Regions from separate parts of the Homo sapiens genome. Here region 1 is linked to region 2. A link is a loop called in an ENCODE intact Hi-C map of the cell type or tissue named here. Cell type or tissue: OCI-LY7. All regions are shown on one strand. Each heading gives the region's core, and the rest is flanking DNA. Links, peaks and the distances in the headings are about the cores only. Region 1 overlaps LOC101928923 (a long non-coding RNA gene). Region 2 overlaps LOC101928923 (a long non-coding RNA gene).

What was found. A loop is a pair of places that touch in the nucleus more often than their neighbours do. Peaks named below come from ENCODE experiments on the same cell type or tissue, not always from the same donor. Only the 100,000 strongest peaks of a DNase experiment are listed, where the experiment ranks them.
Region 1: it touches region 2 in a loop (8-fold over the local background); 3 of 110 quality-filtered maps call a loop at or near these places.

Annotation. Positions count from the first base shown.
Region 1 is chr6:156,181,856-156,190,195 of GRCh38, reverse strand. The region is part of intron 3 of LOC101928923 (a long non-coding RNA gene); the gene reads left to right. Among named protein-coding and RNA genes, the nearest start is that of SNORD28B, 190 kb to the left of the region's middle. In OCI-LY7, for the core only: no CTCF peak of the experiment used is centred there; a DNase peak (open chromatin) is centred at 4,885; H3K4me3 peaks cover 360 bases; H3K27ac peaks cover 1,569 bases.
Region 2 is chr6:156,276,312-156,284,651 of GRCh38, reverse strand. All of the region lies in intron 2 of LOC101928923 (a long non-coding RNA gene), which reads left to right. Among named protein-coding and RNA genes, the nearest start is that of SNORD28B, 98 kb to the left of the region's middle. In OCI-LY7, for the core only: a CTCF peak has its summit at 1,380 (motif pointing left); DNase peaks (open chromatin) are centred at 1,371, 3,871, 4,331, 5,151 and 1 weaker place; H3K4me3 peaks cover 2,905 bases; H3K27ac peaks cover 5,559 bases.

The sequences.
Region 1 (8,340 bases), core at 12-8,011, 94 kb after region 2:
TTTTCTCTCTTAGAGATTTGAATCTCTTCTTCACATAGTAGGACACAGAATATCAAGGAACTCATAAAGCTCTTGAAATGGATATTTACACTTATTTAAGAGTCTTAACAGATTTAATCCAAATAGAGTTAAAAAAAAAAAAAAAGACTTGCCTGAGACTGCAACTATAAATGCCAAGTTTCAATCCAGACAAAATTTTTTATAGCTGGGCTGGCAGGTCTTTACAGACATCTTGTCAAAACAGAAACCATCAAGAACAAGCCAAAACAAAATCCTACCTGCCTTACTGCCTGTGCCTCTGGGTGTAGAAATGAAGAGAAATAGCAATATTGCACAATTAGAAAATAGAGCTCCTGGGCAGGGTTGGTGTATCTTCCTGACTCTCCTTCTTTCCTTCCTTCCATCTGGGAAGACAGGCTTTAGTAAGGCTACAGAAAGAGTAGTCATTTTGTGGACATAAAATACTGGATCAAGGTTTTTAAGGAGAGGTGATTCATATTAAGAAAAAAAAAATTTATCCTGTGAAATCTTCACTCTGGACCATCTTAATGATATGAATCATTGTTTAGCATCCTTCTGTGGGGAGGGTGAAGTAGAATCACAGAGTATTTGGTGGGGATTCGTGCTGAGTAGAGAGAGAGAGATTAGAGATCAAAGGGAATCCCATCATACCAATCTCAGGTAGACTCATCTCTGATGGAGAGTAAAGGACTGGTTTGCTCTTTATGCTAGACCTTGCTTGTTTGTTGATGTACTCACAAAACAAATCACTGTGTGGAGACTGTCTTGGTGGAAGACCAAAGGCGTAATTTACATGACAACAGACTCCTCCTCCATTTACTCCACAAGTCAGGAAGCCTTGGTCTCTGGACTGTAACAGCTGTTTTTTTGAGAGAGAAAGAGCAGACTAAAATAAGTGTCCATCAAAAGAATTTGTTTTGGGGTGTGGAAAGCAAAAAACAAAACAAAACAAAAAATACTTCCTAAGTTTTGATAGACTTGTTTGGGAGGTACATTTACCATTAAAATTTTTCTTAAATCCTTTCTAGACTAAAGCATAAAATAGAAGCTTAAAATTCTTAATAGTATTCCTCAGTTTCTCTCACAGTATCTCCTCCAAACAAATGAAAAAAACACATAGAAAATAGAGTGGTATGGAAAGGTATTTTAGTTACCGAGGGTACACCATGGAGGGTCGGGGTCAGAGTTCCCTGACTCAACCTGCTCTGTCACCTTCAAAGAATCATCTCTCTCTCAATGGAAACAGCACAACTCTTTGTTCTGGTTGCACTTTTTTGGTGTGGAGTCCTTTGGGAAAAGAATTTCCCCTCCTCATGATGCCTGCTGCTGCCCACCTCTCACCCACCTTCTTCCCCTCTCCTGGCTGGTGTCTGTCCACCAGTCTAGACATAGCAGTGATAGGTGCCTCAAGCCTGCAGATTTCTACCCAAATACGAAATTGACTTGAGAAATCTCCTCTTCCTTTCTCCTCCTGCTAAATGCCTGGTGTCTAATATCTGATTCCCTCCTCTTGATTTGTCACCCCCAGTACTCATGTGAAAACCTCACTTGTGTGATGAGAACAAACCTTCCTATCTGGTGTTTTCTCCTCCTGATAGATTCCCTCTCAACTTAGCTGTTTCCCTATATCCCCGGAGCCTTTGGGGGACATGGATTATCAAAACTATAACCCTCCTCATGCACTTAGAAAGAAAAAACACAGTAGCTACAAACAAACCAGGGAGACCTGGGAATTAAAAACAAATCGACTGACAAGTGGCAGTTCTGTTGGGATAAAAAAAAAAGTGGAAAAAAAGTTTCACTCTTTTAATTCAACAAGCCCAGCTGTGGTTATTTTGAAAGTCACTGACCGCTCTGACTGCAAAAGCAGTGTAGACCAAACTAAATTATTATTCCCTTCCTGTTGAGTTTTTTTTTTTTGTTGAAGTTTCTAGAACTCAACTCTGATGGTAAAACAGCAACTACAAATAACATTCTTTCCTCTTTAGTAAGGTGGTAGCATTCATTATGAGATGACTTTTTTTTTTTCCTAAAGAAACTCTAGCACCTTCATCCTCCAGGAGCAAATGTTAGCATAGCTGAGATGGGGAAATTTCTGAGGGAAGACTCTGAATTTTTTTTCTCTTTGGAATTTCTGTTAATGATAGGGCCAAACACAGTGCTAGCTCAGACCTTATAGAGCTAAATGGGCTCTATCCCAGTTGCTTTTTAATTCCCTTTTGAATACAGGCTGTGAGAAGAATTTATGTCCTATAATGATTCATATATAAGATATAAAAGCAGCCTTTCATTTTTGTTTCGACTCCCTCCCAAATCCACTATCTACAGTTCTACCACAGGAATCTTTTAAATCACAAATCAGGCTACTGTCCTTCCCCTATTTATAACCTTCAAAGACTTCCCATCATCTATAGCAAAGATGGCAAGGACATTTCATCTTGCATTCTGATGGACTGAAATTGACTTCCTAGAGTGCCATGCTAAAAGGACTTGGGGAGGCATCTGAGTTCTGTGGGAATGCTGTGATCAGTTAGCCATGTCTGCCATGGACACGGAAAGGGGGAGTGGTGACAGGTATGTCATGCTTAGAGCACGTGATGGAATCTTTGCCGAGCCATACATGTCCCTTAGTTTCTTACGAGGGTATATTTGTCTCTAGGCTTTTGCACTGAACTGTTCCTCTACCTGACTCATTCTCTTTCCAACTTATTTCTTCAGTTTGGTTTTATTTGAATTTCAAGATTGAGTGAAGATTCATCTCCCTAGAGATTTTTTTTTCCTGCTCTTTGACTGTAGACCAGGTACTATGCTTATGTGCTACCATTGCAGACTGTTGTTGCATCCATCATTGTACTTAACCCACTGTATTATAATTACCTATGCAGGTACCTGCTTCCTCTATGAAACTATAATGTCTCTGAGGGCAGAAGTATATTTAATTTTCTCATTAATTACCTAGCATAGTGCCCAAGGTCTTAGCTAGCGTGTAATAATTTTTTACTGAAAAAAAAGTGGATAAGTGAATGAAAAACAGCGTATTTCCTACAGGTGTGAAAAATAAAATAGAACTTACTGGTCTGTGCATTTTGTAATAATTGTGTAAGCAAATGTTAAATAATTATTAAAAAACAACAAAGAATACTGTTGGATAATTTTAGTAATTTTTTTCATTTGTTGCCATGCATTCATTTCATACCGCAGGGGAAAGAAAAATATATTTCCTCACCCATCACTAGGTTCATAGCTGAAGACTCTACAACAAAAGACAGATTAACAAGAGAAAACATGTGCATTAATTTAATAAGTTTTATGTGCCAGGGGAGCCTCTATAAGAAAATGAAGGTCCAAAGAAACAGGTAAACTGTGTATTTTTATGCTTAGTTTTGAAGAGTGGACAGTCATGAAGAAATGTGATTGGAAGACGAAAGGATATGATGTAGTGGAAATAAACTGGATGAAACTTAGGCCTGTTTGTTCAGATTTCTCTGTGCCTCCGTGTCTTCAGAGATAAGGATGTTCCTTTCCTCCAGGTGTGGGGAGGGCACCTCTTGAATGAGTGTTTTATGGCCTGCTTAAGGGGAGAAGGGCAAGGAGGTGAGTGTGACCTTCATTCTACTGTTTCCACAAATGCCAATGTGCCATATTTAGGGGTATCGTGTCCTGAAACCTGTTAGTACATTGATTTAGGGTTAAATTCATGGTTGTTTTTTCACAACATTCCTAGATTGTTTTGGTGAAAGCCTGCTATTTTTCATGCATTTTACTGTTTCTCAAAATGACATTCAAATCTTTTTTTTTTTTTTTTTTTTTTTTTTGAGACGGAGTCTCGCTCTGTCGCCCAGGCTGGAGTGCAGTGGCGGGATCTCAGCTCACTGCAAGCTCCGCCTCCCGGGTTCACGCCATTCTCCTGCCTCAGCCTCCCAAGTAGCTGGGACTACAGGCGCCCGCCACTACGCCCGGCTAATTTTTTGTATTTTTAGTAGAGACGGGGTTTCACCGTTTTAGCGGGGATGGTCTCGATCTCCTGACCTCGTGATCCGCCCGCCTCGGCCTCCCAAAGTGCTGGGATTACAGGCGTGAGCCACCGCGCCCGGCCTCAAATCTTTATCTACATATATATATATACATACACACACACACACACACACACACACACACACATATATGTATAAACAAAAATATAGTTTGTTTACCACATGTCCTTAGATATGTAGTAAGTGGAATAAAATCTGAATTTTCAGAGCTCTCTACTATATTTATTCACTCATCAAATATTTACTGAGCATCTACTATGTTCAATGTGCAGGGAATACAGTGGCAAAAATAAACAGTATACACAGCCTGGTACAGCTGAAAGCCTGACTTGCTCCATCTCGGAATTTTCCCTGTTTGGGTGGGTTGACTAGCTCCCAGTTACTTTGGACCCATCCTATTCAGAAAGAGACTCCAGGCTGGATGTGGTGGCTCACGCCTGTAATCCCAAACTTTGGGAGGCTGAGGTGGGCAGATCACCTGAGATCAGAAGTTCAAGACCAGCCTGGCCAACATAGTGAAACCCCATCTCTACTAGAAATACAAAATTAGCCAGGCGTGGTGGCGTGCACCTATAATCCCAGCTACTTGAGAGGCTGAGGCAGGAGAATAACTTGAAACTGCATGGTGGGGAGTTTGCAGTGAGCTGAGATCACGCCACTGCACTCCAGCCTAGGAGACAAGAGTGAAACTCTGTCTCAAAAAAAAAAAAAAAAAAAAGTCCAAACAAGATTTCACCCTGAGAGTGAAAGCTCCCTTCTACTTCAGAGCTGAAGCAAGCAGAGGGTGCTGGGTATGTAGGAGCATCTGTGGCTGCAATCAGTTAAAATGGGTGTTTGAGGGTTCTGGACGACTACACACCTTGTTGAGATGCACCTGCTCTGGCAGTAACATTAGCAATTATTTAGACCCGTTCTGCTTTTCACTTATAGCTTCTAAATGGCTTCAGAGGAAACCACTCCCACATTTCAGGAGACAGAAATTGATCCCTTGATCTGGGCCAGGAAGAAAGAAAGAGAAAGAGAAGGTTAGAAGTGCCCCAAATTAAGCTAAATCAAATTCTTTAAATGTTAAATTAAATCACCAAGAAAATGAGTTCCAAAGGAAAAGGAAAGGCATAAACTTTTATTTCCTTAAAAAGATAGTCCCTTGCTTAACAACTGAATAGTTTTCACTGTTTTCCTCATCTGAAAGGCATTTGAGCAGTTTTAAAATTGTAATGACTTAATAAAGGAGATGCCTCAGATTGGAGAGAGGTTTCATCTTCAGAACTTCTCTTGCCCCAATTTTGTCTTATCCAGAGTACTTAATCTAAGAGTAGGGGGGTAAATCCTCAACTATAGTTATTTTGTGACAATAATTTCAGTATTTGCATTTTTACCATTCGTCTTCTAAATAACTTTTTGAACAAGGTTCTTATGCTCTTTTTAGGGATGAAGAAATGAGGGATTGGAAGGTTGTGCTATTTGCCCAAGTGGCCCAACCTGAGGAATGGGGTGCTTGCCAGGACTTTAAGCCCTGGGTGCATCCTAGGACCCTGCTGCCCTACAAGGCATGCCCTGGGTCAGCTCCCAGGACCCACTCTGCCCCATGTCCTTCTCTCCCAGGAATTTTACTGGGGACCAAGAAGGTGATAGAAGTTGTGAAAAGCATAACCTAAGAATGATAGAGCCGTGTTCCGGTTAAGAGCAAGCAAAGGAAAATTAGGAGGGCAGTAGGAGAAGAAGATAGAAAGACAGGTTGGGTCTAAAATTTTAAAGTGCCCCAAATGCTAGGCAAAGGAGATTTCCTTACTTCATTAGGCGAGAAGGAGCCATTAAGGGTTTTTGGACAAGATGAAATAACAGGAAAATTAATGTAGTGTGTAATGGATTAGATAAAATAACAGATTTAGAGTCAGGGAGAAGAGCTAGGACAGAAGATGCAATCATCCAAGCAAGAAGTCCTACTTAGTGTGAACTTGGAAAAGAGTGCAGTAAACAAGGCTGTGATTTAATATTAGAGACACACATTTTTACTAATCACATCTAAATTCTAGCAATGTGTAAAAGACTAGAGGTAGGAAACAAACACAGAGTTATTTAAAAAGCTTGCAGTAGGATGGTAGGAAATCACCATGGGAGCAATATGTGGAAGTCCTGTAGGTGTTATAGAAAGACTAGGAGAGATGAGAAGGAGGACATTTGGGAGGTGCATTGTAACTGAACATGGCTTCCCAAGTAACATTTCAGCCAGGGATAACAAAGGCACAGTCGTCAGGATCTGAGGATGGATGAGTCAGACTTTGGTAGAGAAAAAAAGCAAAGAACACTGGTGGTGTTCAGCACACATGGCTAAGGAAGGTGATGTGCAAATAACAACTAAATGGCGGGAGAACTCTTTAGGGGAAGATGTGTTTGCTTTGCGGAAGAATCCCATTTTAAAGTTCCACCTAGTCATCTTGGTAGATATGTCTAGTTGCCTGTTAGACACATAAAATTAGGGTTTTAGGAAGAGTCCAGAGCTGACACTATTGATCCAGGACCCATTCTCTCAGAGGTGACTATGGGAGCCATGGCCATCACCATGGCTACAGAAGCAATGATTGGATTACTGTGTTAGTTTGTATAATAGGATTGACCAAGGAAGAGTCAATCTTGTAAACTTGAGGCAGTGGAAATTTGAATCAGGTGAATTTTTTAAAATTGAAGAGGATTCACAACTTAGCTTATAAAAAATAGGACTCTACACACCGCTTTACTTTGTCTATGAAGCTCCATGACAGAGCATATGGCTGAGAAACCATATAGAATGCTCTAGAATAAAAACTAGAAAAAGAAAAAAAAAAGATCTGCGTAGAGCTTTTAAACCAAATTATAAGAAAAGAGAAGTTTGGAAATTGTAAGCTAAAGTCCGATCAGGTGGCACACGTTATTGTTCAGGGGTTATACCAAAAGTCATGGTCAGAAATGGAAAAGGGTTAGTCCAGAAAGGCCCATTTCTGGCAGAGGAGAAGGACTTGTGTAGTGAGATGTACTTTTCATGGGCGTGTTAGACTCTGCTTCCTTGAGAGTTTCAGGAGTATTATTTCCACTACGTAGGAGACAGCATTGTATTTTTGCCTTCATTTCAAACAAAGCTCACCTTTGGTTTGTAGGTGAGCTCCTGCCTGCTGGAGAACCCTACCCAAGTCTGGATTTTATTTGTCTGTTACTTAATCAATTTACTTATTCACTCCATTCACACCTCCTTCCTTCCTCCATTTATCCAATGTTCATTGAGCTCCCACAAAGAACTACACACTGTTCCAGGCACCCTGGGGGTACAAATCTGAAAATATTTGTCTTGCTCACAATTTGCTGTGGGAGACAAATGTGACTACCTCTGATCACTATACAAACAATGGAATAAATGCTTTGTAGGAGGAGTACACGTCCAATCCCATGGGCCCACTAGGACAGTGTATTTGAAGAAGCTTTAATATAAGAGGTAACATTTTAACTCTGGCTAAAAGGGTAAGTAGGAGTTTGTTAAATTGAGCAGTCAGGTTTAGCCTAGGGTAAAGCCCTCCAGCTACAGGAAACAGCACATGCAATGAATATGGATGTTTGAAAGGATGTCTATTCAGGAAATGCTGGGTGGGGATCATAGCAGAGTTGTCAGGAGATAAGGCTGAAAAATCAAGCAAGGGTCAAATAAGGCAGGGTCTGTTCTATCATGTGGAATTTAGTCTTCTTTTTATTTAAACTTGAACCCGTTGAAAAGAGATGTTGCTAATTCTACTATACTAATTCTAATGGTTCCCACTGATTATTAATTGACAAAAATTAACAGCCAGTAATCTTTGAGTCAATTTTTATCTTTGGCACTTATAAACCCCCATTGCAATTTGCCATGGAAAATAACTTTAAAAGCAACCACCCTGCTACTCGTTAGCGCATTACTGTTGGAATTGATTTGAGTCTAGAGTAGTACCAGAAAATGGCACAAAGTGAATCTGGTCTCTGAGCTTCATCTCACCAAGGATAATATATGTTTAAACCTTCCTTCTTAAGAAAAAACAGCTACTGCTTTTACTATCTTGGGATGTTAAAATACCTATCAATACACTCTTGGCCATGAGTGTGACTTAAATTTTTTTTCCTGAAAAAAAAAATTAAAGAATAAAATGGATGAAAATCTTAAGAACCATGAGATTTATTTTGTTTTCATTAATTCCATTAATTATGCCCGTCTCTTTTTAAGCAATTAAGAAATTTTATAGAATGTAATACTTTTTTATGTAAAAATAAAATGCCTTGTTGTTGT
Region 2 (8,340 bases), core at 151-8,150:
TTTAAGCCCCATTTGTATTTCAAGGGATTATACCAAATTACCTGGTTTGCAACGCTACAAGTAACTTCCGGCCCTTGCCTCTTCAAGCCTGTTCTGTTGATCATTCTTAATTGTTAACAGCATTTCGTTCAAAACTCTTTGTATTTTCTCTGGTGCTTTTCCTCTCCTGCACATTCCTGTGAATGGTGTATTCTTTGTAAATACAGTCTGTGGAGAACATCCCTTCCTAGGCAAATTGGCAGCTCAGGGAATAGTTGGGTGCTTACAATGTCATTGAAAGTCGCACAAATCAATTGGCAAAAATTATTTTCTGTGATTATCTTGTTTTTGCAGTTACATTTTTAATTTTGACAGTTTAAGTGTGTTTAGGGTTCACGATAGTTAAAGGCCACGCAGAATGTGGGGCAGGTCACTGCTGAGATTCCTACTGCTTGGCTAATAAGGTTTTCTTTGGACTTTTGGTGTCATTTAATCTCATTAACATTGAAGAGAGATACTTTAGAACAAAACAATTGAACAAATATTTATTGGGTGCCTGTGATGTGCAAGGTATATAAAGGGTAGAGTGAGGCATAAAAATTAGGAGCCCTTGCTTTCAAGATCCTCACTAATTAACAAAAACTAGGTAGTAATAAAATAAGGATACAGACCACATAGAAAATGTACCATAAAGTGGGACATGATTAATTGACAACAGATTATACAGGTGAAGAGTACTCGATTTTGGAGAGAGAACTGCAGGCTGTATTAGGATCCTTTCATTCATGACATCTGAGTTGGTCTCAAAGATGTTGATTAAACAGAAAACGGGCCTTCCAGAATGGTGAAATAATGTGCGTAAATACAGAATAGGAGAAAGCAAAAGGTATATTTAGGAGCCATTAAATACAATTTGGTTGAAAGGGAGACTTTGAGCAGGAGAATAGTGGAAAAAGTTTGGAGACCAGTTCTCAATTAATATCAAGTGGATTCATTTTCTATTGCTGTGGAACAAAGTACCACAAATTTAACAGCCGAAAACAATACCCATTTATCATCTCATAGGTCTGTAGATCAAAAATCTGGGTAGACACAACTGGGTCCCCTGTTTAGGGTCTCACAGGACCAAAATCAAGGGGTTTGGAATTAACCTGGAGGTTCTGGAAAAAAATTCCCTTCTAAGCTCATCCAGATTGTTGTCAGAATTCAGGTCCTTTTGATTGTAGAATTGAAGTCTTTATTTTCTTGCCTGCTGTTGGCCAAGGGACACTCTCAGCTCCCAGTGCACACACTGAAGTCCTTATGCATGGTTCTCTTATCTCCGCAACAGAGGACTTCATTCATGTTGAATCCCATGTAACTCTTTGAATCTCTGCCTTCCTCTTCTGCCACCAGCTGGTGAAAACTCTCTGCTTGTAAAGTTCTCATATGATTAGCTGAGGCTCTCTCAGATAACCTTTCCTTTGATTAATTCAAGGTCAGCTGATTAGTGACCTTAATTACATTTACACAATGTCTTTTGCCATGCAATAGAACATAATCATGGGCAAAAGGGACACAAAGAGACAAAAATTATGGGAGTCAGCTGAGTACTCTGCCTACCAAACCAAGCCTATCAAATGATGCCACCACGTCCTTTCACGTTGCCTAAGAGCTCAAACCTCAGGAAGTGTGTGTACGATAAAGTAACTAGTTTAAATAGTGGTAGAAATGTGGTAGAATTTGGCACTTTTATTAACTCTTTTATTTTCAACCAAATATCCTTTTCATAGAGAAAAAACAATGAACCTTTAAGGGAAGTTCTTAGATATTCTTCTATTCATCTTTCAAGGTTATAAGCATGTGAAAGGCTTTCTTATGCCTCTAAAGACTTTGGCAGTGTTACTGACTTGACCTAGAGGAGAGGACAAACTTGAAAGAGTAAGAAAAATTCCCCTGAGGGTGTGTATACTATTCATAAATCCTTTTTTCTTTCCCTGGCCCAAATATCCTTATATTTACTACATTTTTTAAAGAGTCATGTCATTCCACAAAAAGTACAAAATCCTATTTCAAGGCATAGACAGTAGTAGAGTTGGTGTTGGAATTTAGTTAAGAAAAAAATAACTCTAAATGTTTATAACTAAAATTTACCATGCTAATGGTATTCTCCAGTCCAACATGCTTGCAACATGTTGAATCATTCAGGGAAGAAATAGCGTTTATTTCTATCTCTCTCACTGAGCCATTGCATCCAATCTGAAATTTGACAGTTATCTGAGTGGGCAGCAGAAAAAGGGAAGGCTGAGTGTATAATGCAGAAAATAGTGTCTTGTACAGTATCATCAGAATGAGTTGCTGATGCAGTGTAGCCAGTTACATGCAAACAGGTTAAATACTGCCAGTCAGCACATTCCTAGCACCCCTAGCAGCTTTGGGCAGAGCAGGGAGCAAGATGTTGCTGAGTGTTTGAAAATGTTTCTTCTTCTTAGACTATGAAAGAAGCTCTGTCCCTTCACTGGATGCTTGACTTCATTTAGGAAGAGTGTTAAGACCTTTCTCATAATCTATGAATCCTATGCTAATGGATGAATGCAAATATTGTTATCACCTTCCATTGACAGAGGACTACATTGTTACAATGGAGAAAAGTGTTAATCCTTTTGTAATTAATGCATTATTGAGGTCAGCACATGTCAAGGATGTAGTTGGATTTTGGTAAATTAACTTTGAAGTCCTTTTCTTAATTCTCATTTTTCCTTTATCTTAAAAAGTAACCATTGCATATAACTTTGTACTTTTTCTTTTACCAATGATATAAGACTTAGTTTTTATGTTGAAATGAAACCAAACCAGACAAAAGGTGAATAGGAAGGGCACATGGCTCTTACTATCCTACTCTCTTAACTCAACACAAAGGAAAATTCAGCATAGAGAAATTACTTTGACCTTGTAGTAAAGAATAACCATTGGTTAAATGACTTCTAGGTTTCATTCCTGGAAAGTAACTAGTTCTTATTAAATTGTATCTATTATGATTACTATTAATATCATTTTGACATACATATATAAGAAGATGGCCAGACATTTCACGTACTGAAGCAGAAGTGCGAACAATCACTATGTCTTAAGTTCAGCAGGGCTAGAGTGATGGGATGGAGTGTTCAGGAGTGATTTCCTGAAAGAGGTGGGTTTCAGTCAGTGCTTTCCTGAGTGGTTTCTTAAAAAAAAAAAAAGCCCCTAGTTTGTTATGATTCACACGGTCCTGGGGTCAAATATGTTTAGCTACCACAAGCCAGAAAGATTCAAAAGGTTTCTTCACTGTGTGACTTCTCAGAGCCTTCTGTGACAATTACATAATAACTCTCCAAAAGGAAGAGTCCATATGTGGTGATTCCAAAGCATATTTGATCTTTTTTTGTTCGTCCATGGAGCTCCCATGGCTGGAGTGGTGGAGCAAACTCTGGGAAAAGTGAGGTAAGATCCTGCCTTGAAGGATGGGTGGGAGGCCTCATGTAGTCGATGGAAATGGGGCAAGAGTTGTGTATTATAAGCAGAGGCTTTGGAAGGAGCAAACGCAGAAGTGTGGTGAGCCATGGGAGACCAGCTAAAGGGGTGGTCTGGGGACAAACTGGGAGGAAAGGATGATTTTGAAGAAACAGGAAATGAATGGAGGTGGTTGGATTTTTTGTAGTTGTTGTCTTGACAGCATTTTTTAAAAGACAGATTAATCTGTCAACATGGTCCAGAGTGGTCTGGATAGGCAGAGCCTGTAGGCAGGAAAACTCATCAGGAGTCTTTTGTGTTTGTCCAAGCATGGTGTTACCAGGTCCTCCCCAACCTTGTTTCTCTATTACGATCTCTCAGCCGATGATTGTGTGGTCCCTGCTGTGCTTGGGCTCCATGTTGTCAAGTGTGCAGCGTCATCCCGAGGACCCGGCATTTGTACCAGGTCTCCAAGGCAACACCTTTCTTAACGTCTGGATGTGCCTCATAACACTTCTGTTTGTCTGTCTTTGGCTCTACATTGTTTCTTTTTATTTTATTTTATTTATTTTTTTAATTTTACTTTAAGTTCCGGGATACATGTGCAGAGTGTTCAGGTTTGTTACATAACTATACATGTGCCATAGTGGTTTGCTGTACCTATCAAGCCATCATCTAGGTTTTAAGCCCCGCATACATTAGATATTTGTCCTAATGCTCTCCCTCCCCTTACCCTCCACACTGTTTCTTAAAAGAACATGTTATTATAACCTGGAGACATTCACTGTTAAGTGCAGCTTCCTTCATGGTTGGCTGATCTAAAACCTGCACAGACCCCAGCCCTTTATGGTGCGTTTCATGTTTGCATGTCTGTCATCTGAAATGCCTCGTAGACTATGTTGGCAACTAGCCAAGCTGAGCATTAAAAAGGGGATGGCCTACCAGCCATCATAGCCTTTCCCCTTTGAGTTATCGAGGAAACAAAACCAGAGTTGTTTCAGTATGAACGACAGTTAAAAAGATAACTAAGGAAAGTGCTGGTCAATCACAGTTTACAGTTGGTGCAGAGCCCAGCTTGGAAGGACTCAAGGACAGAGTCCTGATCTCCATGGGAGGAACAATTGTGCTTTTGTGGAATCTTCTCTCTGTTCTTGATGCTTCTTTCTTCTCTGCATTCTTATATTATGGGGATTAGGAAGTCCAGCCTGGTGAATAATGCTGTATAATCTCCCTGTCTTCTCCCTTACCTCTTAATTCATTTTGACCTTGACTTGGAAGATATCCTTCTACCATGCAGGAATTGTCAGCCACAGTTTTACACTCTTTGATCACTTCGCTATTTGGAGTGTGAGTTGTTTTTTAAAAAATATACAAAGAATAACTTCTTTATGTTTTTTTGTTTTCCTTTTTTTTTTTTTTTTTGCTTAACATGTGAGAGGTGAAATAAAGGAGCTCCTGATAAGTATAGAGATTAGGAAACAAGACAAAACAAAGCAACAACAAAGTCTACACACCTCATAGCCAACAGCTGCCCAATTAATGTCATGTGCATTTACAGCAGAAGTGGTCAGTGACAGCACAGTGGAAGGCAGTTCAGGTCACAAATGCAGAACAGGAAATATATTTTCATCTTGTTATTTATGACCCAGCCTTAAAGGAAAACAGATGGTACTACTTTCAGAGCTGTTTTGCTCTTGTTTCAAATGGCTAATTCAAATCAAACACAGATTCTATTCTTAGTCAAGGCAGCTGCTGCATTGTCTGAGCTGGGCTGTTTTTTTACCAACAACACCCCTTCCTCTGACAGAATGGCCAGAGAAGACCACAGCAACATCACTGTCACTATCACCCAGTAGTCCTAAGAGAACCGCATTTGTCGGCAGCAGCACAAAGCCTATTGCTGGCTGACACCATTTAGGATAAACTGTGGTTGGATTTTGAGTAGAATCTGGAACCACCACTCCCTTCCCTCTTGCATTTGATTATTTCCCTTTGAAAGCAATGATTTATTCCAATTTTAGAGTACAGTGACCTTTCAGGGACCCTTAGGGTGGCGAAGATTGCAAAGATGGGAAGAGAAGTCAAAAGGGGCTAAGAGAGGAAATGGAATGTGAGAGATGTTCTCATAACACAGAGAAGACAGCAGACACTACTTAGGTTCTCTCTCCCAGGATAGCCATATTGTCCTGCTGATTTTCTTTAGTCAAAGGCTCTATTTATGAGACTCACTAATAAGACTTTAAAGAGTAACTTCTTGCATTTTTAAAAATCAATATTTGAAAACAAAGTAATATATGTTCATAATTCAACAACAACAACACTTTCCATCTATTCATTTCTCCACTCTACGTGGAGTCCCTGGGTTTAGCCCTCCCACTGGACACCCACTCCCTACCCTTCTATGCCCAGAAGCAATCACTTCAAATTTTTCTAGCTGTTAACTTCAGGTGGTGACCTCCATATTTCTAAGAAATGTGCTTATAGTGTTGAGTATTTAGTTTGAGTCAATATCTCTTACATTTCTTTAATGGTAGTTGAGGATTTAGCTTGTCTACAACTCTTCCCGTGACTAACTCATTCATTCAATTGAATTATATTTTCAGTTAATTATCTGACAGTTTTTATGTTTTTATGAGTAGGTAAATTATTTTTATTGTCAAGCCATGTCATGTATTATTAGATTTCATTTCTTGTACAACTTTTTGTTTTTCCTGAAGTTAATAATTATACAATTTTTTATTTGCTTATTTTTATGTATGTCTTTAAACTTTTTTTGAGATCAAAACTTGTCAAATGCTTTGTAAAGTCTTTCAAATAATCAAACACATCTAAGTATCTGTTTGCACTCTCCCTCCCTCTTTTCACTCTTCTTTCTCCTGAAAGCCTCCTAACCCTTGTTTCTCTTTCCACCTACTCTGATCTGTTTGTTGGCTAAGTCTTTTGAATAAGGCTTACTCTAGAACTTTCCATTACTTTTCCTGTGTTGGCTCACTTTCTAAGATTCCATGTCCTGTGATAGGATCTTAAACACAAATATGAGGGAATTCAAGTTTTTGATCCCTTTTATTCCTGAAACTCATGTTTATTTACCCTCACATTATACAAACATAGTTCAATATGGTAGAGAAAATGAGAAACAAAGTGTATTAGTCCATTTTCATGCTGCTGATAGAGACATACCTGAGACTGGGAAGAAAAAGAGGTTTAATGGACTTACAGTTCCACATGCTGGGGAGGCCTCACAATCATGGCGGAAAGCAAGGAGGAGCAAGTCACATCTTACATGGATGGCAGCAGGCAAAGAGAAAGCTTGTGCAGGGAAACTCCTGTTTTTAAAACCATCAGATTTCAGGAGACTCATTCACTATCATGAGAACAGCACAGGGAAGAACCACCCCCATAATTCAATCACCTCCCACCAGATCCCTCCCACAACATGCGGGAATTGTGGGAGCTACAATTCAAGATGAGATTTGAGTGGGGACACAGATGAATGATATCACCAAGATTGGTGAACTTTGAGACACATTCTACCAATGGAAACTCTTCAAAATGAAATATATGCCTAAATGTAGAACTCAAAACTGTAACAATTCTGGAGGAAAACAGGTGGAAATCTTTGTGATCTTGAGTTAGTCAAAGATTTCTTTGATATATCACTAAAGCTTGATCCATTAAAAATTGATTCATAAACTAAACTTCATCAAAATAAAAAAATTGGCTCTTATATAAGAGTATGAAAAGAGAATCCAAAGACTGGGAGCAAATATTTGCAAAACACATACCTGATAAAGAACCTCTAAGCAGACTACATAAAGAATTCTAAAACCTCAACAGTAAGAAAATAACTCATTTAAACAATTGGCTGAAGATAGGAACAATTTTTCAAACAAGATATGCAGATGACAAATAAGCACATGGAAAAGATGTTCAACATCAATTAGCCAGTAGAGAAATGCAAAGAAAAGCCACAGTAAGCCACAGTGAGGTACTGCTTCGTACCTGTTAGAATGAAAAATTAAATGGACTGACTACATCAAGTATTACCAAAGATGTAGAGGAACTGGAGATCTCATATACTGCTAGGTGGAAAGTAAGATGTTACAATCTCTTTGGAAAGCAGTGTGGTAGTTTTTAAAAAAATTAAACTTGGACCTATTATATGGTCCAACCGTTCCACTACTAAGTATTTACCCAAGAGGAAAGAAAACTTATATCTATACAAAGGCACATCCATGAATGTTCTTAGCAGTCTTGTTAAATAATAGCCAAATCCTAGAAACAGCACAAATGTCTATCAACAGATAATCAAACTATGGTATATCCATACAACATAATGCCACTCAAAGGTAGAAAGGAACAAAATATTGCTACACCTAATAGAATGAATGAAACTCAAAATAAATAGCCTGAATGAAAGAAGGCAGACAAAAGCGATTACATACTGAAGAGTCCACTTATATAAAATTCTAGATAATAGAGACTAATCCATTGTGACAGGAAGCTAATCAGTGGTTGCCTGGGGTGGGGTAGGGGTGCTAGAAGAAGGGATTATAAAGGATTCACTCTCTTAATGTGGTGATGATTTTCAAAGCTTATCAAATTGTACATTTTAAATATGTGCAGTGTTTATATCAATTATACCTCAATAACATTTTTTAAATGAAAAAAGCATGTGGATACATCTGAAATTATGCATGTTTAATAATTACAAGAATGCTTTCAGATCACTGTTATCTATGCATCCATCAGTATCGATTCGGCCAAGTCCTGTTCCAGGTGAGCAAAACAGTCCTTAATTTCACTGGTTCTTAGTCTACTGGGAGAGAGGGATAATTGTATATATAAAATAATAATAACATGCAACACTTACTGAATCCTATGGGCTAGGCATTT